5 separate regions of the Mus musculus genome follow, and regions 2, 3, 4 and 5 are each linked to region 1. Evidence: chromatin loops called from intact Hi-C (ENCODE). Cell type or tissue: left cerebral cortex. All regions are shown on one strand. Region 1 holds the start of Klhl29 (kelch-like 29). Region 2 overlaps Klhl29 (kelch-like 29). Region 3 overlaps Atad2b (ATPase family, AAA domain containing 2B). Region 4 overlaps Klhl29 (kelch-like 29). Region 5 overlaps Klhl29 (kelch-like 29).

The links. Hi-C counts contacts between places; a loop is a spot of excess contacts. Peaks named below come from ENCODE experiments on the same cell type or tissue, not always from the same donor. Only the 100,000 strongest peaks of a DNase experiment are listed, where the experiment ranks them.
Region 2: a loop joins it to region 1, with 5 times the contacts of the local background. A loop is called at or near these places in 2 of 42 quality-filtered maps.
Region 3: it touches region 1 in a loop (2.8-fold over the local background); 2 of 42 quality-filtered maps call a loop at or near these places.
Region 4: a loop joins it to region 1, with 2.2 times the contacts of the local background. A loop is called at or near these places in 3 of 42 quality-filtered maps.
Region 5: it touches region 1 in a loop (3-fold over the local background); 9 of 42 quality-filtered maps call a loop at or near these places.

What each region holds. Positions count from the first base shown.
Region 1 is chr12:5,372,192-5,377,191 of GRCm38, reverse strand. Klhl29 (kelch-like 29) reads left to right here and starts at 1,510. Exons shown (of 14, transcript NM_001164493.1): 1 at 1,510-2,090. It overlaps 2810032G03Rik (RIKEN cDNA 2810032G03 gene), which reads right to left and starts at 1,472. Exons shown (of 2, transcript NR_015579.2): 1 at 664-1,472. In left cerebral cortex, a CTCF peak has its summit at 1,875; DNase peaks (open chromatin) are centred at 1,832, 2,339, 2,747, 3,353 and 1 more place; H3K4me3 peaks cover 4,813 bases; H3K27ac peaks cover 3,134 bases.
Region 2 is chr12:5,266,354-5,271,353 of GRCm38, reverse strand. All of the region lies in intron 2 of Klhl29 (kelch-like 29), which reads left to right. Among named protein-coding and RNA genes, the nearest start is that of Gm51980, 14 kb to the left of the region's middle. RefSeq lists an enhancer at 1,786-4,916. In left cerebral cortex, no CTCF peak of the experiment used is centred here; DNase peaks (open chromatin) are centred at 1,801, 2,030 and 3,001; H3K4me3 peaks cover 424 bases; H3K27ac peaks cover 3,773 bases.
Region 3 is chr12:5,027,310-5,032,309 of GRCm38, reverse strand. Atad2b (ATPase family, AAA domain containing 2B) reads right to left here. Exons shown (of 28, transcript NM_001362349.1): 25 at 134-817. Among named protein-coding and RNA genes, the nearest start is that of Atad2b, 110 kb to the right of the region's middle. In left cerebral cortex, a CTCF peak has its summit at 3,102 (motif pointing left); a DNase peak (open chromatin) is centred at 3,078.
Region 4 is chr12:5,247,836-5,252,835 of GRCm38, reverse strand. All of the region lies in intron 2 of Klhl29 (kelch-like 29), which reads left to right. Among named protein-coding and RNA genes, the nearest start is that of Gm51980, 32 kb to the left of the region's middle. In left cerebral cortex, a CTCF peak has its summit at 2,672; a DNase peak (open chromatin) is centred at 852; H3K27ac peaks cover 868 bases.
Region 5 is chr12:5,140,302-5,145,301 of GRCm38, reverse strand. Klhl29 (kelch-like 29) reads left to right here. Exons shown (of 14, transcript NM_001164493.1): 4 at 4,594-4,735. Among named protein-coding and RNA genes, the nearest start is that of Gm51980, 140 kb to the left of the region's middle. In left cerebral cortex, CTCF peaks have their summits at 2,308 (motif pointing left) and 4,025 (motif pointing right); DNase peaks (open chromatin) are centred at 2,316, 3,110 and 4,075; H3K27ac peaks cover 786 bases.

The DNA of each region.
Region 1 (5,000 bases):
TGTCTTGGGGGTAGATTCCTTTGGGATGCAAACACTGTGCGTCCCTAACCCACCTTTCAAGCTTTTGAACACTAAAACTTCATCTGATTCTCCCCCCCCCCCAAATGCAGTTACTCTAACACCAACGGCCCATCTCCCCGCTGTCTTCTTCCCTCTTCACTGACAGTTCTCCTGCTACCCTCAGCAGATTATTATTATTTATTATTTATCAGCCATGACACTGTACTGTGCTTCCTACAAGATATTAAAGGATACACAACCCCTGCACTGAGTTTACAGCCAAAACAGCAGAGCTGTGGGTCTGACAATCACAGGAGGCCCCTGAGAGAAAAAAGTTCTCCCTCCTCCCTGGCAAAGACATGAGTGGAGCCTAGTAAAGCCTTCCCAGGACAGCCAGCCCAGATCAGCCTTAAAAAACAGCTATGTCCCTCCCCTATTACCCACCCACCCCCGCCCCCAGTTTGAAATAGGCCTCAGTATTTGTGTGGATGGGGTGGGGGAGGTATGGGTGAAGAGAAATGAAGAAGGAACCCACCGACTATAAACTTCAGACTTTAACCTTCAGACTTGCCTGAAAGATGGAGGGGAACTGAGCCACAGGCTTTCCCTCTGAATCTCAAAACAGGTGAGGGGTTCTGTGGGTCTGGGAATAAGAAAACTGACCTGCAGAGTTAGCAACCCAAGGAAGACAGGCACAGAAAAGAAGTGTGCTGGAGAGATGAAAAAGCTCACACCCACACCGGTAGCCACAGGTCTCCAGCCAAAGTTTCCTCTTAGTGTTCCAGTTAGGGTCTGCGTAGACAGCATGAAGAGAGGAAGACTCGGTCAGTGTGGATCTTGGGAGGGTTGGCTGCAGCTGGAGTGTCAAAGCAGGCCTGTGTGATCTGAGCAACCCAGGGAGGTCTGTGAAAACAGGAAAGTTCGCATATGCTCAGAAGTCAGGGCAGATGCAAGAAGACAGGACTGGCATGGCTCGCGGTGGTCTTTCAGAGATATGGACGTTCCCTACTCCTTCTCCAGGCTGGAGTGTCATAGGGAGGGCGGAAGCTGAAAGACGATTGGACTTTTCTTTCTCAAACTTTTCCACCAGTTTCCTCAGGTGTTGAGAGCAGCAGGGAAGCTCCCTTCAGTCCGTTTCCTTGAAGCCCGGGCTCTCTCGGAACCCGGAGGCCATGGCCCAGCAGCCCGGCCATGCGTCGTGAGTCTACCGGCGCGGCCACGGAGCCGGGCGAGCCGGGTATCTTTGCAGGGGGCGGGGGTGGCGGACCAACCACGGACACACCCGCTGGCATTGAGCCTGGGGCCCGGCGCGCGGCTGCAGGGGATCCCTGGGGCCCCGGGAGCCAAGCGCTGAGCCGGGCCGGGGGCGCCCCGCCTCCCCCACCCTCCGCCCCCGCCTACTCGGGCGTCTGTGATTGGCTCCGCCCGTCCCTGGCTGCGCGCCGAAGCCCGCCTCCCTCGCAGCTAAAGCAGACGGTACCCGGAGAGGAGCGAGCCAGAAGGGAGCATGGTCCCCGCGCCGCGGCCGCGCCAATCCCCGCGCCGCCGCCGCCGTCGCCGCTGTCCCTGCCACCGCCGATCTAGCAGCAGCTCTAACCCCGGCTCCGGCTACCCAGCGCACGTCCGCAGCCCAGGTCATTGGCGAGCCTAAGCTCAGCCCCCTCCCGGAGCCCGAGCCCGGAGCCCGGCGCCCGGAGCCAGCCCCAGCCCCGCGGCCGCCGCGGCTGCGGGGAGAGGGCGGGGGCGATGCTGCCGGAGCCGCCGCCGCTGCCGCCGCCTCGATGAGAGCCGCGCCGCACCGCGCATAGCCGCGCAGGCTGACAGGCAGAAAGACTGACTTCCCTCTCCCGGGCATCCTCCCTGGGCTGCCGGGAGGCGGCGGCGGAGGAGGAGGAGGAGGGAAAAGGGGAGAAGGCGGAGAGCAGGAACGAGAGGAGGTGGACCTGGATCCGTTTCTCCGGGCCAGGACTCGAGCGGCCCCAGCTACCGCTACCCGCCGGCGCCGTCCCCTATCCATCAACCCTCCTGCACCCATCCGCGACCCTGGGCTCTCTGCGCGTCGGGCCGGGGCTGGAGCGGCGCGGCCGCAGGTAAGAGCCGGATCAGGTTGGGGCTCTTGGGATGCCTAACGGGGCAGAGGGGAGGGAGTAAGGGTTCCCAGGGTCCTGGTAGCTTCTGGGCCAGGCAGGACTTGGGAGTGTGGCCCAGAGCCTGGAACGCTGGGCTCGGCTCTGGCAGTGGCGGCGGCTGGAGCTGGAGCCTCCCGCGTCTGAGCTCGCAAGCCTGCAGAAGCCCTTGCGCCTGCGCTGCTCCGGGGATGGAAAAAAGGGGGAAAAAAACTTCCTGCCCCCGGGTGTGTTATGCAGGGAATGCCTAGGGGAACTATCGCAGTGGTCGAAGGTGCTAGAAGCAAATACGACACCAGAGTCGGGTAGCGCTGGGCCGGGCCAAGCCGTGTGCGCCCCTCTCCTGGCCACCTCCCCCTGCGCGGCCCAGGGCCCCAGCAGTGCCGGGGGACCCAGAAAGCACTGGAAAGCTGGTCCCCAGGGCGGCCGTGTGCCCTGCGGGTTGGGGAGATGCGCGCCTGTGTGCCAAGGGAAGCTAGATGACGGGTTCTGCCACTCGCGTTCTTAGACCCAGCATTTGGGGACCGGGTTTCTTCACTGGATCCCAAGTAACTTTCGAGGTGGAAGAGCTTGAATATCATCTGAATGGAACCCACACAGACCGTGTTGTGACCTCCCCTACATTCCCTTGACACCTTGTGGTTTCCAGCGGGGGTTGGAGGTGGGAGGACAGCTTCAGGGATGCGAAGGGCGGGGAGGTGGTGGCGAGTGGAGAGGGGTTGTTTATGTGTGGGATAGTAGACCGGAGACACGTAGGTGGGAGTGTGGCCGCGCGCCCAGACTGCCACGGGCCATGCGGGCTGACCGCGGGCTCACGTCCGGGTCTTCGTGGCCTGGAGGCAGGAGGGTTATCTGTGGTCGCGCGCTGGTGCCCTCGCTGGGCAGTGTCGGCCCCAGGCCCTAGGGGAGAGAGGCGTGCTCGCTCCAGCCCAGATCTCGGAACCCGCAGCCCAGTTTCGTTCCGAGGCTGCTCCCGGGGCAGGTTCGGTGTGCGTCGCCTGGGGAAGGTGGAGACGCACTGCCTGCCTGCGGCTGTTCTCCCAGGAGCCGGCGACTGCAAAGCGCGAGTCTTGGATGCCTGGGTCCGCCTGCTGAGAAGCCCGTTCTCTCTCATCGCTGGCCTCTGGAACCGAAAGGCAGCAGCGGTCAGTTGACCGATCTCCCGCGGGTCCCCAGGGATGATGGTGGGTGAGAAGCATCCGGTCCTGGTACATGCGCGGCTCTGCGAAGCACATCGTTTCTCCCTATGGTGTTTGCGAGGCGGCGCGCCTGGGGCAAATCGTGAACGCAGATGTTTATGTAGCATTAGGCGAGACCTCTTCGCTGGAGGGACTAGACGTGGAGGATGCCTGGCTGCGGCTGCCGAGAAACTTCCACTCCTCAGTTCTGGGACATTCATGCTCCACCACTGCAGGCTCCAGCCCCTCATCAGCTAAGCGACGCTAGGATTTGGACTCCTCTTGCAGTGACAGATCTGTCCTGGTTACAGCTGTATTTATCCTCATTTCATTCTCTTTAAAGCCATTTGTCTAGTCACTACAGAGTTTCTCCCCTGCCGTGGTCTTACTGCTAACTCAGCCCGGGGAGGGCAGATTTGAGAAATTCTTTCCGTTCAGGATGAGTGATAGCACATTTAATTAGCCTACCTCACTCCTGGCTTTTTAAATTTAAATTAAGGGTGTGGGGGGAGGTGGAGAGCTAACTTTCTAATTATTTTTCACTGGGGGGGGGTGGTATTTAACAATTGTATAGATTGCTCATACTGACACTTAGAGAAAGCTTATGAGGAAGGACATAATAATTTAAGAGTTCCTTGTCATGCATGTATTTGATAGTCTGCCTGTTCCTACACGTTTGGAGCAGTGAGTCACAGTGTCTATATTCCCATATATTGTTCTGGAGTGCAATGGGTTTATCACATTGCTACAAATCAGGAAATCACTAGCATGTGTGCCCTAAAACCTTATATGAATTTAATAATGTTTAACTTGGCTTATGGGCTGATGCATTTAGCCAATTTTAATAACTTTTCTGCACAGGGATCTTACTAGTCCACAATTAAAAACATTGCCTTTGGTCCAGTCTTCCCATTTCTACCCTAGCTGTGGAAATGAGTAGATCTCCAACTTTCATTTGCAAGCAACAATCCAAACGAAATACCTAGGAGTTTTAGTGAAATAAAATATACTATGGTAGCCATGGAAACAAATAGATTAAGGCTTATTGGTTTCTACTGTATGTGGTGGGGGTAGGGTCCTAATGTTGGGTCTCTTGAGTTATGTTTCTAATGAATGGTGGTCACACTCCAAATACTCCATGTGGGAGATAAGCCGTACCAGAACTGTTTTGTGAGGGGTTGATTAGAACAAAGACTAGCGAAGATCCCGAGAGAATGACTTCTGCTCACCGTAGCTCCTCGCATCCAGAACACAAATGCATAAAGCCATTTTTGTTTTGTGTTCTTTCAAGTAGATGAGAAATGAGTCTGTATTTTTTTTAAGACTGGAAGATGTAGTTTGCTTATAAGCTCTAACTAGAGGAATCCTTAAGTCCAGCCCCTATTTTCTAGGAATAAAGATGTTAAAGTGTAGATGTTGGCGTTGATGGAGTGTGTCACAGTTACTATCCAGACCTGTCAGTCTAAGTGAGGCAAATCATTAGTCTATTCAAATCTTGCCTATTTCAATATTCATACATTTCCATGGCGATCCATTCTGGTTTTGTTTACTTAATCAACCTTATAAATCTTTGGCATCCATTTCAGTTGGACCATCTTTCCCCCTTCCATTTATCATTTGATTTGGCTTCAGCGCCTTCCTAATTGAAAGCACTCCCTCTCTCCCTTAACTAGTTCCCAAAAGTTTATGTGATTTG
Region 2 (5,000 bases), 110 kb after region 1:
GGGTAAAGATCTTACTCTGCAAGCATGAGGGGCTGTCGTGATCTAATCCCCAGAACCCACATAAAGCTGAGAACAGTAGCATGTGTCTACAGTCCCAGAACTCCTACAAGGAGACAGGAGGCAGAGATGTGAGAACCTTTAGAAGCACGCAGTTCAGCTGCCCTGCTTCTATGCAGCAACAAAACAAGAGTCTGTGTCAAGCAAGGTAGACGCCAAGGAAGGGCACCTGAGGTGTCTTCTGAACACACATGTTCTGTGTAATATATGTGTCTATACTCTTACATGGGTTTACACACAGAGAATCACACACACACATACACACACACACACACACACACCTTCTTAGAATTGAACATGGTCTCACTATGTAGGCCATGCAGGTTTCAGTCTTATGGAAATCCCCTGCTTCATGTTCAGCCTCCCAGACGCTGGGGTTACAAATGTACCCTATCCATATCCAGCGAGATAGATCTTCAGGCAGCAGGGACTTGGAGCAGAACATGTATGTCCCTAAGGTCATTAAAGCCAAAGGTGGCTCTGGGCCATTTCCTAGGAGGTAAGGGTACAAGTGCAGTGGAGCAACCTTGCTGTGGTTGTGACACATCTTTCCCCATGTGCTGCTTCTAGATGACTTATCAAGGTTCGGAGAACACATGAGTAGGGCACCTTGGCTTTCGTTAGGGAAGTAGCCTACTGGATTGTTGAGTGTGTTTATTCTGGGCTCAGCACTGTAAGAGTCTTGCTCTATGTGATGCTCTTGTACCTGCAAATTCTTGTTGCTGCCCCCTTCAACAGTCAGCAGAGTGTGAGCTTTCCACCAAAGAGTTAACAGCGGTTGAGAATCTCTCTTTGTAGCATTTCACAGCATGGCCAGGGAAGCAGAAAAGAAGGAGATGGTACTTAGACAGTGCACCCGCAAGGAAGGACACAGTGGGATACATTCGTGGTAGACAAGAATGCCCAGAGGCAGGTGCCTGGGATGTCTTTAGGGAAGAGGGAGAAGCGAGGTAAGCAGCAGACGTCTGAAGTCTAGGAAGAATGTGAAGAACTCTTAACTGGTCAGAAGAAAGGGTGGAGAGGACGAAGCTACGGGTTAAGCATTGCGAGGCACGGAGAACATTTTGCTACTGTGGTTTCTGCTTATCTCAGTGCACGCGATGCATTGTGCTTTGTGCATTTACACTTCCACCTGGTTGCATTTTATTAAGTCCTAGCTTTGTGTTTCTGACAGCTGCAATCAGCATCAGGAAAACCATGTCCTCACTGCTTAGAGATCACTAATTATCACCCATCATCTTCCCCCTCCCTATCCCCTGCCCCCGTGAAAGTTGAAGAAATATCTAACAGTGATGACATAATGTTGATGTTTTAGACAACAGCTGTGACTCGGAAGTCCCTTTAACATACTTTTTTTTTGATTTAAGAACCTATTCGGTATTTCGGGAATTGTTGTCTAGGTTTATTTTTTGCTTTTAAAAAACTGGACACTTACATGTTTGGAAGCATAATTTTTAAAAACCTAATTTCTCCAACCCCATATCTCTTTCAATCAATTTGGATGTAGGGGGTGAAAATCCAGATCTCAAATCACGCACATGGCGTTAAACAGCCTTTCTGAGTTCGTTGCACGAGGCTGCACTCTGACCACTGCACGAGGCTGCACTCTGACATGCCTCCCGAGATTTGAATGTTTTGATAAATCGTGATTATGCTGCTTTTTCCCTGAGTACAGAAGTGGGACTGGCATCTGCTTGCTTGTCTGCTACAGAGCATCTCCCGTCTTGGGCTTGCTGTGACCATCTTGATGAGCTCAAATTGCTTCCTGTACTAGTTTAGGGGCAGCAGTCCTGGAATGACCTGGGTCATCTTGGCAATCTGGGATGTAGAAGTCCCTCTGAGTCTCAGAGAGGCTGCTGGTTCAGACTCATGCCACTAGTACCTGGAGCCTCCCCATATGATCCCGGGAACCAGCTTTCGTTTGCAGGCTGGATGGAGATCTTGGGTTCTGTTTCTTGATGGGCTGTGTGCTCCTCTGGGTCTGTAGTTGGGAGTCATCCGCATTGATGGGAACCTAGCTTCGAGGCACTGTGGGGGCGGGTTTGAGGATGAGACTGGCCCAGCACAGGCAGACTCTATAAGGTGAGGACTGACAGCATGGAAATTCTCCTGCTGTGTGAACACGCAGGGCACCACTTTGGATCAGACTCACTCTGTTCATTAATTGCTGGGCGCTGTCCCTGATGTATGGGTTGAAAGCATGGACTGACAAAAGAATTTAAATAATTAGATCTTTTTTTATTTACTAAGCTTTTCCGTTACCCTTTGCAAAGAGTAAAACTATTTTTTGAACCTTTACAATGTTGCTATTCTTATTCAGAAAGTTCTCTGACCTGCATATCTTACCTTACATGTCAGATGGCCTGAAACTCCTCTACACAGGAATCTTCTTATAACTTTTATACAGATAAAAGTCCAATTCTATGGCATGCAATTCAATCAGTCTTGCAGAGACCTGTGCCCACCCCTGCTGCATACATCCCTGTCAGGAAAAGGAACATTTCCGTCGACCCCCTTCGAGGCCAATATCCCAAACCAGAGGAGTGAGTGATTTGTTTTGGACATGCCTTTTAGCGTAGTGGCTTTTAAAACATCACCTGCATTTTGAAGCTGACCGTCTTCCTCTGAAGACTGTCTGCTGCTCATTCCTGGGCACTGGATTCCATTGTTAGAGGCAGGTCAGAAGGACAGTCTTTCCATGGTGTGAGGTCCCCTGGCTGGGACTCAGAGGTCCTGAAGTCTAGTCAGTGGTGTACCTCTGCTTGGGAGTAAGAGATGCAGGCATTCGCAATGCTTCCGGAACAGGGGATGGCAAGAAAGCTTATTCTGTTTCCAGGATCGTTTGTCTGCGATTGTGCTCGCTGAGCAGGACTCCAGATTAGAGGAAAAAATGAGAGAGGCCCACTCATCGGCCTGCATAATCAGCACTGAACAGATTTCTGCTCCAACAAAGAGAACAGTGTGTTCCTGAGACTGCTGTACATGCTCGCTGGTGGGCGGTTCTCCTGTGAGGGAGGCAAGTTTTTCAGCACCCCCACCCCATCCACTACTTCCCTTTGTGTTGGCCCCAGACTTTCTGGCTCCTGAGAAGCGGTTATTGACCTGAGGCCTGGAGAGGGCAGACACACACACAAGAAAGCAAAGCCCCGTAAACCCACCTGTCTGACCAACCTGCTCACGTCACTGGGCGGTCAGTGAGTATTCAAACACCCTCTAACTCCTTTGCTTGCTTGCCTTTTAGTCTCATGCTGTTAGGCTGATAGCCACTCCATATGCTTACAAGGACTGTGCCCCAACTGCACCCTTTGTGACCCCCCCCACCCCTAAGGAAGCCCTAATCTGCACTGTTCGGGTGTTGTGTCTGAATACTTCCTATAAAAGCAGTCAGACTACTGACTCTCAAGACACCAAGAAAGAGCAGCCAGACTGCCCTGTGATTTTAGCCCTCATGGGTCTCTCCTCTGTGACCCCCTGTGGGTGATTCTTTCGGTGTGGTTCAAGTGGTTAAAATCCCATTGACACTCAGGACTGTATGGACTAGTCAGGATTAAGCGTGTGTGTGTGTGTGTGTGTGTGTGTGTGTGTGTGTGTACACGTGCACATGTGTGCACAGGTCTCTCTTGCAATTGTTATTTTCCTCTTTAATCAAAGGGATTTAAATGGCCTGAGAATATATGTGCTTTTTTTGAATGTCAGAGTTGTGCCCTTTGTAAAATTACCCCAGGGTATGAGAAGAGAAAGTGTAAGCAATTAAAATGCACAGGACAGCAGCAGGGGAGAGCAACACAGAAACTGCTGCCTGCCTGGAGGACCCAAGGGACCTGAGCCCTGGGTTGGGAGGTGGGGGGCGGGGGGGGGTGATAAAGGAGATCCAACCCACCCCTTGCTCTCTTGCTAGGGCTGTAGTGTGGCTCTGACCTTTGACAAATTGCCTGCTCCTCAGTGACTCCATCTGCATGCAGACGTTGGACTAATGGTCACTTAAGATACATGTTCCTTTAGCTGTTGGCTGTGATCACTGCCAATTAGACCGGAAATGCTTAGGTTTTAGATACTCAGACTGGCCAAAGATGTTCCTTCCATCCATCAGTGGTGTGTGGGATTCATGAATGTTCATCATCATGTCACTGTCACCGTCACTGGCCTTGGGAGCCAAACCAAGACTGTCAAAGCCCTGTTATCCACAGTACAGCACTGTGGACTCATGGCTCCTTCACTTCGGTTAGGGGCCGTCCTCATGTGTGCTCTGGCTCTCACCAAGATCCTGAGAGAGAAGGGCCACAGCAGATACCAGTGAGGGGGAGGGGAAAAGATAAGCTCCTTTGAGCCCAGCTCCCAGACCTGAGTCTCCAATAGCTCCAGACCTTGCCCACATTGTTATCTCTGTTTATGTTTGAAGGGGTGGGGCCATATGAATTACATACCAACATGCTCTGCCCACCAAGCCCCACTCCCTCTTCTTAGGATCGTCTTGCTCTATCATACTGCCTGTGAAGGCCACAGAAGATCACTCTTGGAGCTAGCCGAAGATGAGGAGCAGGAGCCATTCATCCTTCACAGTGAATCCTGGGAGCCTGGTCAGAGGCTACTCACTTGAGAGTAGCCGAGGCAGTGAAGTGTTCTTTGGAACAATCTGTGGTCATACAGGTCTAACACATTTTAGAAGTGGTTTTCATTCAACGCTTACTGAATTAAAAAAAAAGACAATTAATACTCAATCCTTAAAGAAATAAATCCTCTCATTTGGAGCAAAATGAAGCTAGTGCTCTGTGGCTAACAGCCACAGTCTTTTATAGAGCAGAGCCCAGGGCCCAAGAGTTGCTGGGACTCTGTAGCTGGCTTCTCCAGCGCTAACTGCTCCATGGCTACCCTGTAGTTTCCATGGTTAAGGTCAGAAAGTTTATATCCACGAAAGCTGGGGGTCAGGAGATGACGGGCTGAGT
Region 3 (5,000 bases), 340 kb after region 1:
GATTGGACTGTAAGATGTTAATGGCCACTCCCCTCTGAGAATCTGTTGTTTCTCCTAGAAAGCAGACAAAATAGGTAACGAATTAACTGTGGCATTTAACCCTTCAGAAACTGTGCTAAGACTTTAGCCCTACCTTCTCTATCCAGCTCTGTCTCTTTCCCCTCTGCATCAGGGCCAGGCTCGGGCTTCTCACTACTGCTACATTCCAGCACTTCTAGCTTCTCAGCAGCATCTCCACGATTTTCATTCCATGTTTCTGGTTTGTCTTTTAGTTGTTCCTCCAGAGCAATCTTTTGTTCAGAACTAGACTTTTCTCCACCATCAGGCAGAGGAACTACTTCAAGAACTCTGCCATTCTGACACTCCAGAACAGGAATTCCTTCAGAGCTGTCAGTGGAAGCCTCACCATTTAGACAGGTGCCTTTAAGGAAGGGCTCTTTCTTAGATGTCTGCTCGGGGTTGAGGGAACTGCTACTGTGGACGAGCAGAGATTCATTTGAACTCTCCTCTTCTGTTGATGCAAAGTTCTCTTTGGTGCCCGCTCCACTATTCAGCCTCTGACCCTGGTCCATATCCATGATGTCACATGAAGATTCATCGTTGGTCATAGATAAGTCTCCAGTCTCTTCTCCATTTTCCTCATGGCAATCAGTGCTTACCTCAAACTCTCCATTCTCCAGCAACTTCCTGTCCTCTGTATGGTCATAGTCTGTAAACTTGGTGTCTTCCTCATCTTTCTTTAAATTATTGACTTTCCTTTTCTTAATAATTCCTTTACCCCACTGTGATCGCCGCCTTGATTTTCTCCGGACTCGAACTGTTTGATAAGAAAGGGGGAGAGCATGTAAAACTTAAGAGTCTAATGTCTATTTTACATCATAGTAGACCCCTTCCAAAACAATAAACCTATACTGGCTAAATACAAACAAAAATTCTTGGCTGATGATATCCATGCTGACTAGTTGTCACAGCCTATAAGGAAAATGAAGTTAAAGATAAACTTGGATAAATGCTACCTTCTAATTTAATTTTACTTAGTATGAATTTGCTTGGCATTAACCTTTCTTACTACTACTGATTCTACTTTATAGCCATTTCTAATTTTCAACATTCAGGGATTAGCCATTTAATACATTTAGGGAATTATTATATTACCAAGCTGCCCAGAAAGCCTGGGGCCAGAGCATTGGATTTCTACCAGGAAGGTTGGTGTGTTGCCAGTAATAACACACAAAGATAGCACCTCAACTATGAAGAAAACAAAACAAAACCCTATAAGCTAATGCTGTGGGACCCAACAGTTACAGGTATCCCCACAAACAAACACACACTCTGCTGCCTCTCCTTACAGAAAAAGGTATCACCTACAGGATGGACAATCATGAACAGAAGACTATATTAGGCTACGTGAACAAACTGTTAACCATTTCCTCAAACACAAATGGTTTACTTAATCGAGTCAACTTGATACAAAGGTATCTCCAAATATGTAGACTAATCAAGCCTTCTACTATTAAGGCAACACCATCAACAAAATATCAAAAGTAAGCGTTTGGTCAATTAATTGAAAAAGGAGACCTATAAGAGCTGTATACAATAATTATCCTGAGTAGACAGCTGGGCTTCCAGGTGCTAAGTCAGAGCCAGGGATTTGTGATCTCCTTCATGTATATGAGAGGTAGCTGATGAAGCCGTTGGATTCCACTGGGAAACGTAGCTCTTAATAGAAGCTGATATTCTATCAGCAGTGTATAGTGGAGCCACACTACCATGTTAAGCCTTTAAACCCTTCCTGAGAGTAGATGAGGAGAAATTTAGTAATTATTACTCCTTACTTTGCAACTATCATCTCCAAAATTCAATTTACTTAATCATTTGGCTCAAAGTTTACTTTTTCTTAAAAATTCAATGTTTTAAAATTTTCTTTTCATGCTTTCTCTGTTTCTATTTTATAATTTATAGGTTAATTGGCACAAGGGGGAAATGTTTACATTAGTCTAATATTAAAAGCTGATATATAAGCTTAGGTGACAAGCATCTACAACAATCTCACTGTCTAAAACTGATATTGGCTACACTAGAAGGTAAAGGAGATGGGACATCTTGCTATAAAGATTTAAGGCTTTTACTGTGAACAACTAATTTTCAACACTAATCACTCTCATTTTTAGCCATGGGGAGGGAAACAAAAATAAGAATTCTCAGTCTACTTGTTAAGTCATGGAATTCCAGAGCAAGAAAAACCTGAACTCTACCCAATCTAGGCCTAGTTCAAGTCTTTATATGTAGCACACTATACAAAGGCCAGAAGCTCACTGAAGCAAGTATATTTCTTACTTAGTGTTCCATACTAGTTAATAAGAGAGAGTGGGTAGGCCCCACTCCAAAACCTAGCTGGGCAACACACACTAGAATCCATGGTGAAGAGTGGGTCGGGGGCTTGGACTCACAGTTGAGTAGTCAGGGAGGGAAAGACAAAGGAGTTGGGTGAGAGGAGGTTAATATTTCCAAAGTATGTATGAAATTTTCAAGAAATAAAAATATCATTGAGAGAAGAGAACATATTCTTATTCTTTGGGAACAAGAAGATGTTCTTCCTTCTATCACCTCTCCTAATAGCATTTTAGAAAAGTAAGAGAAACCATATAAGCACCATGAACATAGAACTTTTAGTTTGGGTGGATACATCTTCACAGTATGGAGCACGTGGTAGTTGTACATGTGTATGTGGACCGAATCCTTAGCATGCCACTTCCTTGTTTACCTAGGACGCTCTATTCAAACACCCATTTTGTCTGCTAAGCCATCCTGACTGCCCCAGCCTAAAACTTGTTAAGGCGAATGTTCAACTTTTCTCATTAGTAGACACTGATATCAAATCAGAGACTGTAAAGGACTTCAAAGTTTAAATGAGAGTACAATGTTGTATAAAGAGACACAATCTGAGATGCACACGACTTTTAAAGTCAAGCTTTATTGTGAGACTTTTTCCAAAGCCAAGACCTTAGAAAAGCAACTGTCCCTTTGGGACATTTAGTTAAGATTTGAGTGTGTTAAACTAACACAAGACAAATGCTGTGTCACGTGTGCCATCTACTGGTAAGAGGAAACAAAATCCCACTGCAGACTTTAAAACTATTTTAATATTTAAAGAACTTAAACATCTTCTAAGAATGTATTTGCATCTCGTCCCCCCACCCCCACCCATATGTGTGCTCATGCATGTGCAACGCGTGCACTGTGTTCAGGTGACAACTTTCAGTAGGCATTCTCTCCTTCCTTCCTTTGGGGTCTAAGAAGCAAATTCAAGTGCTCAGGCTTACTCAGAAAGCACTTTTGTTTACTCAGATATCTTTCCTGAACAAACCAAAACCTTTGAAGGAGAATATTTGATGTATCTCATGAGTAAACATTAATATCAAATTCAGACTATAAAGGACTTAAAGTTTAAATAGTGCACAATGTTACATAATGGGACACAATCTGAGATTACAGCTTGGACAGATAGTCTTTACTGGTTTCATAGCAACTAAATGCATCCTTTTTAAAACTTGCTCCATATAAATGCTACTTTCCAAAGAGGTCAATGTGGGTGTGTGCAGCTCCCAGACCTCATCAGAGAAGTTTCTCTGCAGCTCATGGCTAACACAGAAACTTATAGCTGAACCAAGTGCAAAAACTAAGTACCCCTGGAGCTCAGCCACAAACGGGCTATCAGCATCACACCCTCTGCTACCCTGCTCTTCTCCACCCCTGGCTCAGGGACCCTTGCAGAAGAGAAGGTGGAAGGGTTGTAAAAGCCAGAGGGCAGGGAGAACCAGAAAAAAACGGTGTCTTCTGGACATCCCATGGTCACTACACCCATGAACTCAAGATGGCTGTGTTGTCTGCACAAGGTCAAGCCATGCAGCACAGAGGCAGGAGGCCTCAAACCCCACTGATAATTGATGTCCTTTGGAAGAGAAGAGAAAAAGAGACAGTTGGGTTTTTTATTTTTATTTTGAAATCCCTAGTAGGATTCCCCCATTCAGTGGAGAGTCCCATACCCAGTATAGATGGACTTGGTAAGTTATTTTATTTATTTATTTATTTATTAAAGAGCATGAAGTTGGGAAGGGTTGGGAATAAGGAATGGATCTGGGTGGAATTAAGAGGAGGAATGGGGTAAATATAGTCAAATTACATTGCATGAAATTCTCAAAGAGTTAATAGAAATATTACATTGTTTAAAAACATGACGATTGGGGCTGGTGAGATGGCTCAGTGGGTAAGAGCACCCGACTGCTCTTCCGAAGGTCCAGAGTTCAAATCCCAGCAACCAGATGGTGGCTCACAACCATCCCTAACGAGATCTGACTCCCTCTTCTGGAGTGTCTGAAGACAGCTACAGTGTACTTACATATAATAAATAAATAAATCTTTAAAAAAAAAAAAAGTGACGATTTGCTCCTTCAAACTCACTCACATTTGGTAAAAAGCATGCTACGGCCAGCTTTGTTGGCAAAGCAATATCATCACAGTTAGACCAAGAAAACAACATTTATCTTTCAAGGCAGGCAGCTTTTAGTGAAACACGAAGACTCCATCAGGAAGATGTCTATTAACATTTGTCTTTCAGAAAAATAATGGATCAGTATGAGTAAGTTTTTATGAAGAGCTAGAAGCTAGATTTTCCTTCTAAATACACCACACAAGGTTAAGACAAATTAGGCTACATGGATTTCTCAAATCAGCATTAGTTTTCCCTTAAAGGACCAAACTTTCTACTGCCAAACCAGCCATCTCCACGTGGTGCTCATTTATACTACATATCATACAAGGAGTGGGGTAAGAGTGAGCCAGAGGGATAAATGTACCTGTTGCCTCCATATCTCTATCCAAAGCTCAGTGTTCAACACCAAACATGTTTCAAGGGTTTTATTTATCAAAAAAAAAAAAAAAAAAAATTAAGTACAGAAAATATCAAGTAATGTTAAAGACAGAATCCTCATTCTAAATCT
Region 4 (5,000 bases), 120 kb after region 1:
ACCTGTCACACATTTCAGAGTCCTTGCTAGCAAGCATCCCAGCCCATCTCACTGCCTCCCTCACCCTAAGCTCCTCCAGCTAATGGGTTCCCCTCCCCCACCCCAACCACTCATTATAACCCTGCTATTTCAGCTATACTGTTTGTTCGTTTTGTCTTCCCACCTCTCTCTCTCTCTCTCTCTCTCTCTCTCTCTCTCCTCTTCTCTCTCCTCTTCTCTCTCCTCTTCTCTCTCCTCTTCTCTCTCCTCTTATATGTGTGCGTGGACACACACATGTATATATAATATAATATAATATAATATAATATAATATAATATATCATGGAACAGTTGTGTCATCGGATTAAATATCAGAAGATAGAAGAGTGAAGTTGGCATATTTCTTTCCCTCAGGTTATATAGGTTTAAAACTTGACCCCCTTGGCCACTTCATGAAAATGTCATTTGTTACCTCTAATTCTGTTTTCTTATCTACAAAATGGAGACATTGTGAATACCAATGTCAGAGTGTTTAATCCCAGGATTCAATGAGATGATATATGTGACATGATAAATGTTCAAAAGGGGTTAGTATAGAGGTGCTAATTGTAATTGTGACTTAGTAGCTGCAGTAATATTGAAGTACAGTTTTGTGAGTTAAGAACTTCCTTCCCCATCATGGCCACAGTCTTCAGGAACACATGCTTCGCTGCTGTGGACCCTGGCCTTAGCCTAAAAACTCGTCCTCAGCAACTGTGCAGTGATCCCAGGTGGTGGAGAAGCCATTAAAGGCACTCCTTGACTCCTTTCTCTTTCACGTAACACTGCCCCTAGCCCTGGCGGAGTTGTATAATATTCTTTGTGGGAGGGAGACTGTGGAAACGTTTTCCATTTTTATTTTTCCTACTTGGAAGTAAAGACAAGCTGTGCCTGCCACACCTCATGGGTGGCTGGCATTAGAACACAGTGGTTCTCTGGGAGGATCAATGTCTGGGCCACAGGACTTAGGGAGCACAAACGAGGCTGTATAGAACTGGGGAGCTGCTTTCTGCAAAGGCCGAGGGATACTCGGGCCTGGCCACCTCTGTCTGCCACACCCCGCTGCCTTACTCAAACCTCTTGAGGGCCTGGAAAGACAGCCTGGACACCCTGCCAAGGCTTGGGCCTTGCCATCTCTCTGAGAATGACTACAGATTTCCTCCATCCTGGGGAAGGCTATCTGCAACCCAGTCCCCACTGATACCCCTCCTGGTGTGCCATGCATGGCACCTCAACACTGTCAGATCTGCATTGAGGCCAAGAGCATCTCTCAGCCTTCTGTGATGTCCTATCTGTGCTCATCTGTGGTCCTCCCTGGGCATAAGCCACAGCTGCACACCTAACACACAACCCTGGTCCAGAGTTCCATCCAACCCCTAACCACCATAGTCACCCCAAGCTTCCCTCCTGATGAATCAGCTGACACCCCAGCATGTGGTTGCGGGGCCCTTGTCCCAGGCATCAGAGGCAGGTGTCATCTCCATGGAGTCCTTTGGGAAATACTCTGTGGTAGTGACTTCACGTGGGCAGTCCTCATGACAGGCAAAGGCTGGGTTCCTGATGCCAGTCAATTCCAAAGAACTAGCTCTGGGCTCCTGCATCCTCAAGTGCAGTACTGTTGCTCTCCAGCTCAGGGTTCCTCTCAGGCCCACACCTATACAGTCCCCACCCTCCCAGCTCCGGCCCTTCCACAGCCAAAGTCCAGCTCCTTTTTGTCAGCCTTTGAGACTCTTCAGGATCCCTGCCACAGCCCCTCATTTGCCCCTCCCTCAGGGTCCCCCTACCCCCAAGCTCAGTCCCACACAACCAACCTCTATGGTGTCTGTAATTCCTGCTGGCCAGGGCAGCACCACCTCCAAACAGCCGATACACCACCGCCAGTTCAGGCCCACCCAGAAGAGTGAGGGATGAACTCAGCTCTGATCTGTCACCCCACCTTAGATCTGTCATCAGAGAGGGTGTCAATTTTAACCCCTTTGGGATTTCCCCTACCCAGACTAGGAGAAAAGCCAGGCAAAGAAGTAACAGAGAGACCGGTGTGAGCTGAAAACCTCCCAGTCCCACTGAAGGCGAGCATCCCAAAAGGTGAAGCCTCGTTAGAGAGACTGCTGTCCACCCATCTATCTAAAGCAGCGGTTCTTAACCTTTCTAATGCTGCAACCCTTTAGTACAGTTCCCCATGTTGTGGTGACCCCCAACCATAAGATTATTCCACTGATACTTAATTCATACTGTAATTTTCCTACTGTTATGAATCGTAATGTAAATATCTGCTATGCAGGATATCTGATATGGGACCCTAGGTTGAGAACTGCTTAATTCCACTTAGATTCTAAGTGAGGTACCCTGGGGGATGTGTGCTGTGTTCATTTTGCCCACCTTGGCCTACCTGGGACAAGCCCCGGCGATTGCCTAGTCTGTGGAGTGGGAACATCGCGGGGAGAGGAGTTGAGGGGCCTTTCTGTCTAGCCTTCTGGGTTCATTGACTACTGGTGACAGAAGCAGAGCCTCCCAGGAGGAGGAAGACATTGAGAACAGAGCGTATTGTGCTGGACTCTGCGAGTAGATTCCTGGAATTCCTGCCTCTGATGAGAGGCCAAGGTTCAGGTCACTGCCCTGGCCTCTGTTTCCTGGGCCCTGAGACTGTGGTACCAATAGAACCCTCTGGGGGAAGCAAGAGCTGGTAATGAATGTCAGGCATCGTGTCCTTCAGGAGACTAGTTACATAGCCCACACTTCAGCTGAGTCACAGCTGTGTGCAAGTTTTCCTTTATTAAGACCACTTTTTATAAATGGCTTATTATGACAAGTTCCTATCAAAGATATCTCTATGTTTTAGCAAAAGGAACTTTAGCCACAGTATTAAGACACCCCTCACCCCCAAATAAAGTTCTGTTCATTTGCATCTTTTCCCTCTCTGAATATTATGGCTGCTAAAAATGTTACATTATCACCCACCAAAGCTGAGATGCCACTGAGGGCTTCAACAATGGTCCTTTGTTTCCGCATAACAAATTCTGCCACAGCCCGGTTTCCCTCACTCAAATGTTTGCGTCTTCACAGACATTTTCTTCACTGCAGACTTAGAATCAACAGGGATGGCTGGGTGGTGTCCTGTGTTTCTTCTGATTCCTTCTGCTTGGAACGGGAAGCAAGGGCCTGTGGTGGGTCATGTGCAGGTTAAATGGCAGGGGGTGGATGCATGTGACTCCCTTGAGGCTCTCCTATAACAAGCAAGAGGGACCCTCGGAGGGCCCTGGGCACAATCCCTCCTGGCTGGCCTACCTGTAGAAAAGGAGATGGGGGTGTGGTGTGCAGGAAGTAGAAGAAGAGTTCATGCACTGGACGTTTTCAGGCTCTTCTCTTGCAACCATGTAAGAAACCTTCCGGTACGACCAATGCCGTGGCTTTCCCCGGGGTCGGGGTCCCCACCTTCCCCCGTACACCGAAGCTGCAACTGTAGCTTACCCTTGAGGCTCACTTACAGGCATTCGAACCGGCTGAGCAGGCACGCATTCACTCCGGAGCCTGCTCAGGCCAGGCTGCTGCTCTTCTTGCTGCTGAACTGGCTCTACAGTAGATAATTCAGTGTCTGATCCTGGTTATGAGCTGTGTAGCCTTGGGAGAGCCTCTTCCCTCCTGTGCAAGATCCATCATCAGTCAATAGTTTTTACAGCTGCGATAGAGCTTGGAGAGCAAAGTCAGATCAACTGTGTCAAGCCCTTCACTGAGTACTTGGAATCCGGGATGGGTCTTCGGGAGATAGGGGATGCACCTCCCCTATATAGGAGATGCACACTCCCATCTTCTGGCTTCTCCTTGCTTTGTCATCTTTACTCCCATTAAAGACCTAAAGTTTTAGTCTAACCATACTGGGGAAATCTTTTAGGAAGAGGACCAGCTATCTGCTCCCCTCATCCTCGGTACTTTGTGTATAGGGTATAGATTCTGTAGGATCCAGGCAGTCACCATCTTCTAGTACCCTATCTCCCCAACTAAGAGAAGGAAAGGACCATCGCCTTACTAGAAGCATTTGTATGTAAATTCTCTGGAGTCTGGAAAGATAGCTAGCCCATTGGCCCCTAAACTAAGTAGCCAAAGCTGGCCATGCTTGCTGAACCATGTGCCTGCTCTTCACAGACTTCCTGAATCTTTTCTCTCCATATTCTTTAAGCTTGCTATGGTCATTGTTCTCATCTGAAGGAAAGCTCCTCACAGTTTCTCCAGACCTGCTCACTAGAGTTCTGTGCAGACACCTCCCAGGGTGTAAGTGAACAGACACAGGGCTTCTGTACTATGATGTCATGATATCCTTTGCTAGTTTCTTCTAGGGCTTTGGCTGATGGCTCCTTGACTTTGGGGTATAGAATAAACAAAGGAAGCTTTTTGGGTCTTTGTTTTTCTTTTCTCAGTTCTGGGTATTCAGTTCAGGACCTCACGTGCGCTAGGCGAGCATTCTACCATTAAGCTATATCCCCATCGGTAAAGTGGCTATTTTTTATTTTGAACATGTTAGGTACTTTGGGGGCCAGGATATTCTCCAGATAGTCGAGATAGGGTTTCTCTATTAGCCCTGACTAACCCGGAACTCACTCTGTAGACCAGGCTGGCCTCAAACTCTCTGCCCTTCAAGTGTTGGGATTAAAGGCATGTACCGCCAACCATCTCCCGGATACATTTTTCTTTTTAAAGGCTTAATCAGAAAATAATTAGGAGCCTGGTCACAGGTTAGAGAGCCATTCAAGTTGGACAGGAATCCAGGTTAACCAGATTCTCTTTGCTCCTAAGCCCAGTGGCCAGCCTCTGGGGAGGGACCTTAGCCCTTTCCAGCTCAAGCTCGCCTTTATTAGGTAGTTCTTCTGCGTGGTGAGAGAGTCAGCTCTCTCCATATAGAGTATAGCCCTCCGTTATCATCCCCTCCCCCACCCCACCCCCGACCAAATGGTCACACTTCCCAGAGCAGCCGCCAAGGTTTACACAGG
Region 5 (5,000 bases), 230 kb after region 1:
CCTAGGCACTCAAGGAGAGGTGGAGGGGGATCAACACTTTCTGGTTATTGTAAGTGGATTAGGTTAGCCAAGCCTCTGAGCAGCCTCCAGTAGCCTCCAGGGCTATGGAGTCAGCCAGTGGTCCCCAGCAAGGAGAAGCAGATTATCCATGCCTCTGCCCCATGGCCTGTGTGTGTCACGCTTCCTCCTGAAGCACGCGCTGCAGAGTCATTCATTCCTTAAATGAGAAGTGATGTCACTGCTCTCGTCCTGCGGAGAGCTATGCCAGGCATAGCACCTGTTGGGCCAGGTCTTCATGGAGTCTGCCTGGCAGGACCGGGTCAACAGGACCTCCTGGCAGTGTGCAGAGCACTGTGGTGATGGAGAGTTGAGATGGGACTCTGAATTCCCATCATCGCTCAAACCTTCCTGACCACTTGGTCGCCTCAAATATTTGTGATGTTTTTGTGCAAAGTAGAGATAAGTCCTCTTTCTGGTTGGACTGACCAGCAGAAAACAGGCTGTCTGGCTGCAGTAGACGTGTGAATGTCCAGAGGAAGCAGAAGGCCTTCCATGGGAGTTCAAGTACCTCTGCCTCCCAGCTGGTGCCATCTCCCTCGACCCCTCTTCCAGGGATCTTTGTATTCTGAGAGCAACACTGTGGATCCTGTGAAACTCTGTACCTGGTCTCCCCAGGCTGGAAGAGGGTAACCCTCCTGCTCTGGGAAGCTGCTGGGGGCTCTGGGAGGGCAGCCCAATGCCAGCAGGTGCTTTCAGCCTGTGCAGCCACCTCACAGAGTTTCAGCCATAAAGGACCCAGGTCTTTAGTGTTCTTCAGTCTCTGAAAGAAGCAGGATGCTGTCAGCCACCGTAAAAATGTGACCTTTGAAAATTTACAAGAGCCGAGGTTTAAAAAGCTGCTGTGTTAATGATGCATCCCATTAGCATCTCATTAAAGGGAAGCTGGGGGAAAACCAGCTCAAGCCCAGTGATGGGCAGATAGGGCCAGCCTGCAGAGCCAGCAAGGGAGAGCTATAATGGCTGGCCTCTCCTGATGAATACCATCACTTTACCGGAACAGAAGCCAGGGCCAGGGAAAGGTGGCTTCCCAGATGTCCCAGAGAGTGACAGCGGAAGAAAATGGGAAGTGAAGGAGGCCCTGCCCAGCCCATTTCTTCAGGGAAGCTGGTCTTTCTTGTACTGGCAGCCCACCCTCTACCCAACCCCACCCCCACCCCCTCTTCCACCCCCTCCCCCACCTCAGTCCTGCTCTCCTTCTCTAAGGCAAGCCCTCATTTGAGCTCAAGAAAAGCCTGGATTGCTCCTTGGGATTCCAGATGTGTGAGAATTCAAGACTATGATAGGGAAATTCAGAGCTAGAATCACAGATCCATACAGGGTCCCAGACCTTTGGAGTCTGCATCTGCATGTGCTTATTCGGGGGGTGGGGGTCTAGAACCCTTGACAGGAAGAGAGGCCCCTGTGGTCAGTCTCCCTGCCTCACATACTACTGGTCAGTCCATATATGGCTCACCTGGAAGCCCTGGGCCTCTCAGCAAAGGGCACTCCTGCATCTAAGTTGTTTGTTGACAGAATCAAGAAAGGAATATTCACTTGACTGCTTTAATAAAATAAAATTTCTGAACTGCAAATTGCTTGCAGCTTAAGATGTTGCTAGCGCAGAGCAGAAAGAATGTGAGTGGTTTTATTTATCATTCCTAAAGGGGCGGGGAATGAACTTCAGAGCGGCTTTCTTTACTCTAAGAAACACTTGTATTTCATAATAGACACAGAGACAAACAGGAGGCTGGCAGCTGGGTAGTCATCTACCCCCATCACCATCACCACCCCCACCACCATCACCACCACCACCACCAACACCACCCTCCCATGGCTCTGGATCAGCCTATGCAGACCCAGAGTACCCTGCTTCTGTTTGGGGTACAGGGGGGGTTGCATTGTTCAGAGGCATTTACCCGCTGGTCCATCTGAGAGCAAGGCCTGGGTCTGATTACCATCACCCACCTCACCACTGCCCTGGCCGGTTCATAAAACAAGACCCCAGCCCAATAGTTATTTGCCAAGACATGAATAAGCCGGTGCATAAGCTTATTTGTGGGGAGAAGTGTGCTATTTTTCAAGTTCAGAAACCCCTCTAATTTGGGGGCCAACATTAGAACTCCCAGTTTTATAGCACAGAACCTGATGACCCAAACTCAAGAAAACTGAGATCCAGCAGTGCAGGGAGAGGACTCAGAAATCTTAAACCAAGCTGTTTGCTATCTGGGAAACCTCTGGGTTATGGGCAGCAGAGAGGAGCTGCAGCGCCCCCTCCTGACAGAAAAGGTTTCCACATTGTCAGCCAACAGGCTTGCTAGCTAGGAGGCTGGAGAATGGGGGCGGGGTCCCAGCATCCAAATGTGCCCTCTAGACAAGGCTCTTGAATAGGCAAAGCATAGCCTCCTTCCCGCTCAGGTGCCTCAGATTTCAAGAACAATTTCTGTGTCTCAAAACCCACCAGGATCCTGGAACCTGGGAATAGAGGAAGGACTGCAGCTTGCTAGATGGTTTCTGCCTCCAGACGGAGCATGTGTTAAAAGTTGACTCTTAAGAGAACTCTGAGAAGGCCTCCCCAATATTTCCTATGCGTCATCACGATTATGGCTCTCTCCCAATATGGCTATATTCCCCTTTTGTATACTACTCCCCACCCCCACCTCCTCATCCATGCCACAAGCAAGAGAAGGGCCTCTGGTCAGGATGCTTGTCTGATCAGCTTAAGATGTTGCTAACACAGAGCAGAAAGAATGTGAGTGCTTGGGAGACTCTTCCTCTGCTCATGTTCTGTTCACAGAAGCGGAGCATTTGAAGTACAGGCCAGAGGTAAAGTGCAGCCTAATGCAATTAGCTCAGTTCCGCCCGGGTCTCAATGCTGCCTGGCTCCTGCTCTCTCAGCAGGCCCTGCTACAAGGCACCGTGTACCAAAGTGTGATCCAGCAAAACTCCAGAAGCCCTGCCCAGCCTCCTGACCACGTTACCCAGGGGACTCACCCTGCACAAGGGCCGCACAGGGAGCTCTGCCTCCAGCTTCATCACTGAGTCAGGCACTCACCAGAACATGCTATAAGAAATGTGACTTTCATCTGAAGATGCTTCTGAGAGTCCCTGGAGAACGTCTGCCCCTCATCCCAGTTCTCATGCTGCCACAGGCCTGACTGGGTGTTTAGGAGCTGTTATGACTCATCTCAAAGCCAACGCCACAGAGATCCTCGCCCCCTTTGTATCCCAGTTTTCTTATCCCAGCCTCTACAGTATGTTTAGGATTTTAAAACTATTTATAAATAACGGCCATTGAAGGAAATTTAGTCTTTAGATGTAGTGATACACAACTGCAATCCAAGCACTTGGTAGTGAGAGATAGGAAGGCCGTGGGTTCAAGGGCAGGCCGGAATACAAACCCTTTTAAAAAAAAATCTGGGGGTGGGGTCAGTGGTAGAACACCTGTAAAACTGGTACAGTACCCTGAGTTCAGTCCCCAGAACCATTCATTTTGAGAAATGCATACGAGTGTAGAGAAGAAGACACCCATAATCCTCTCATCCAAGGATAATGTCTCGCCAACATTTGGGTCGTCCATCTCTCATTGGTCAGCACCAGGACAGTTCATAGGGAGATCACACGGGTCTAATCTTGTGGTCTGGTTTTCCTCATCAAATCACAGTGGGAACACTGTGCCTTCTCATTATAAATTTCTAGACAGTATACTTCTTAGTAACCAATGTCCTCTCAGGAACTGTGTCTGGGGGAGGCCAGTGTCACCTGAGGTTTGCTTTCATTCTGAGGGCCTGTCTCTTGTTCATCTCAGAAAGTGAGCTCACAACAGCACTCTCTGAGGTGCCCTGGGTCCTTCCTACCTGGGGCTGTAGCCTGACCTGTCCAGCCAACTCCCATAACTCCCTCCCTTTCTCCATGGGACACCTGGATCCCAAGAGCATGTGTAAACAAACAGTGTGGGAAACTGGGGATGATCATGCAGTGGCCCTCGCTTGCCACCTGATGGTGGTATTCTGCAGAACATTTGCTACCTCATTAGGAATTCTCTGTCAAAGCCACAAGTCCTGGTAGTCTGAGAATAAGCAGGTACAGTCAGTGCTCTCAGCACATGCCCTGGATACGTGGGTAGCATTTGGGTTATCGTGGGTGACTGACAGTCTGAGGGCCGAGGTGTCCCTCCAACCAGAGTATAGAGTGCTCTATCAGTTACACTAGTCCCCTGGGATAGGCTGCTATAGAGATACATGGTAAGGCACTGGCTTAGAGTTCCTGGAGGCCAGGGGCTCATCAGATGCAAACCTGCAGATACTCTGTCCTGATATCCCATGATCCCTCTGGGAAAAGAGGCAAGGGTCCCAGGGTTAGTGGGGCTGGATACAGGCACTCTTGTGCTCTCTCTCTCTCTCTCTCTCTCTCTCTCTCTCTCTCTCTCTCTCTCTCTCTCTCCCCTCATGAGCCCAGTAGATAAAGCTCACGTTTCAAGGATACTGCTGAGGGAACATGTTCCAGACACGGTCCTAGAACAGCCCATGCTTACCATTCTCTTCTGCTTCCCCACAGGCTCCCGGCATCTCCAAAGCTGACAATCAGTCTCAAGGACTCACGACCAGCATCCGATGGGGGCAGACGCCTGTCAATCAGTCCACGCCCTGGGACACTGATGAGCCGCCCTCCAAACAGATGAGGGAGAGCGACAATCCAGGTGAGTGTTCATCAGCTGACAGAGACACACTGACTAGCTGGGTGCTCTGTTCTTCTCTAGAGGCCCTGACCCATGAGTCTGCAGAAGCCCAGACGCTGGGCTTAGGATGTGTGGGACACCAAGTTTCTCAAGCCACACTTCCGGGGAGATGTTATTGGCTTGAGCATAGTTGCATGAGCACCAGGATGCTCTAGCCCCAGGACTGGAATTTCTTCTGCAGCATCTTGGTCCTCCTCTGGCAGCTCTGACCTTTCACGGCTCCTGG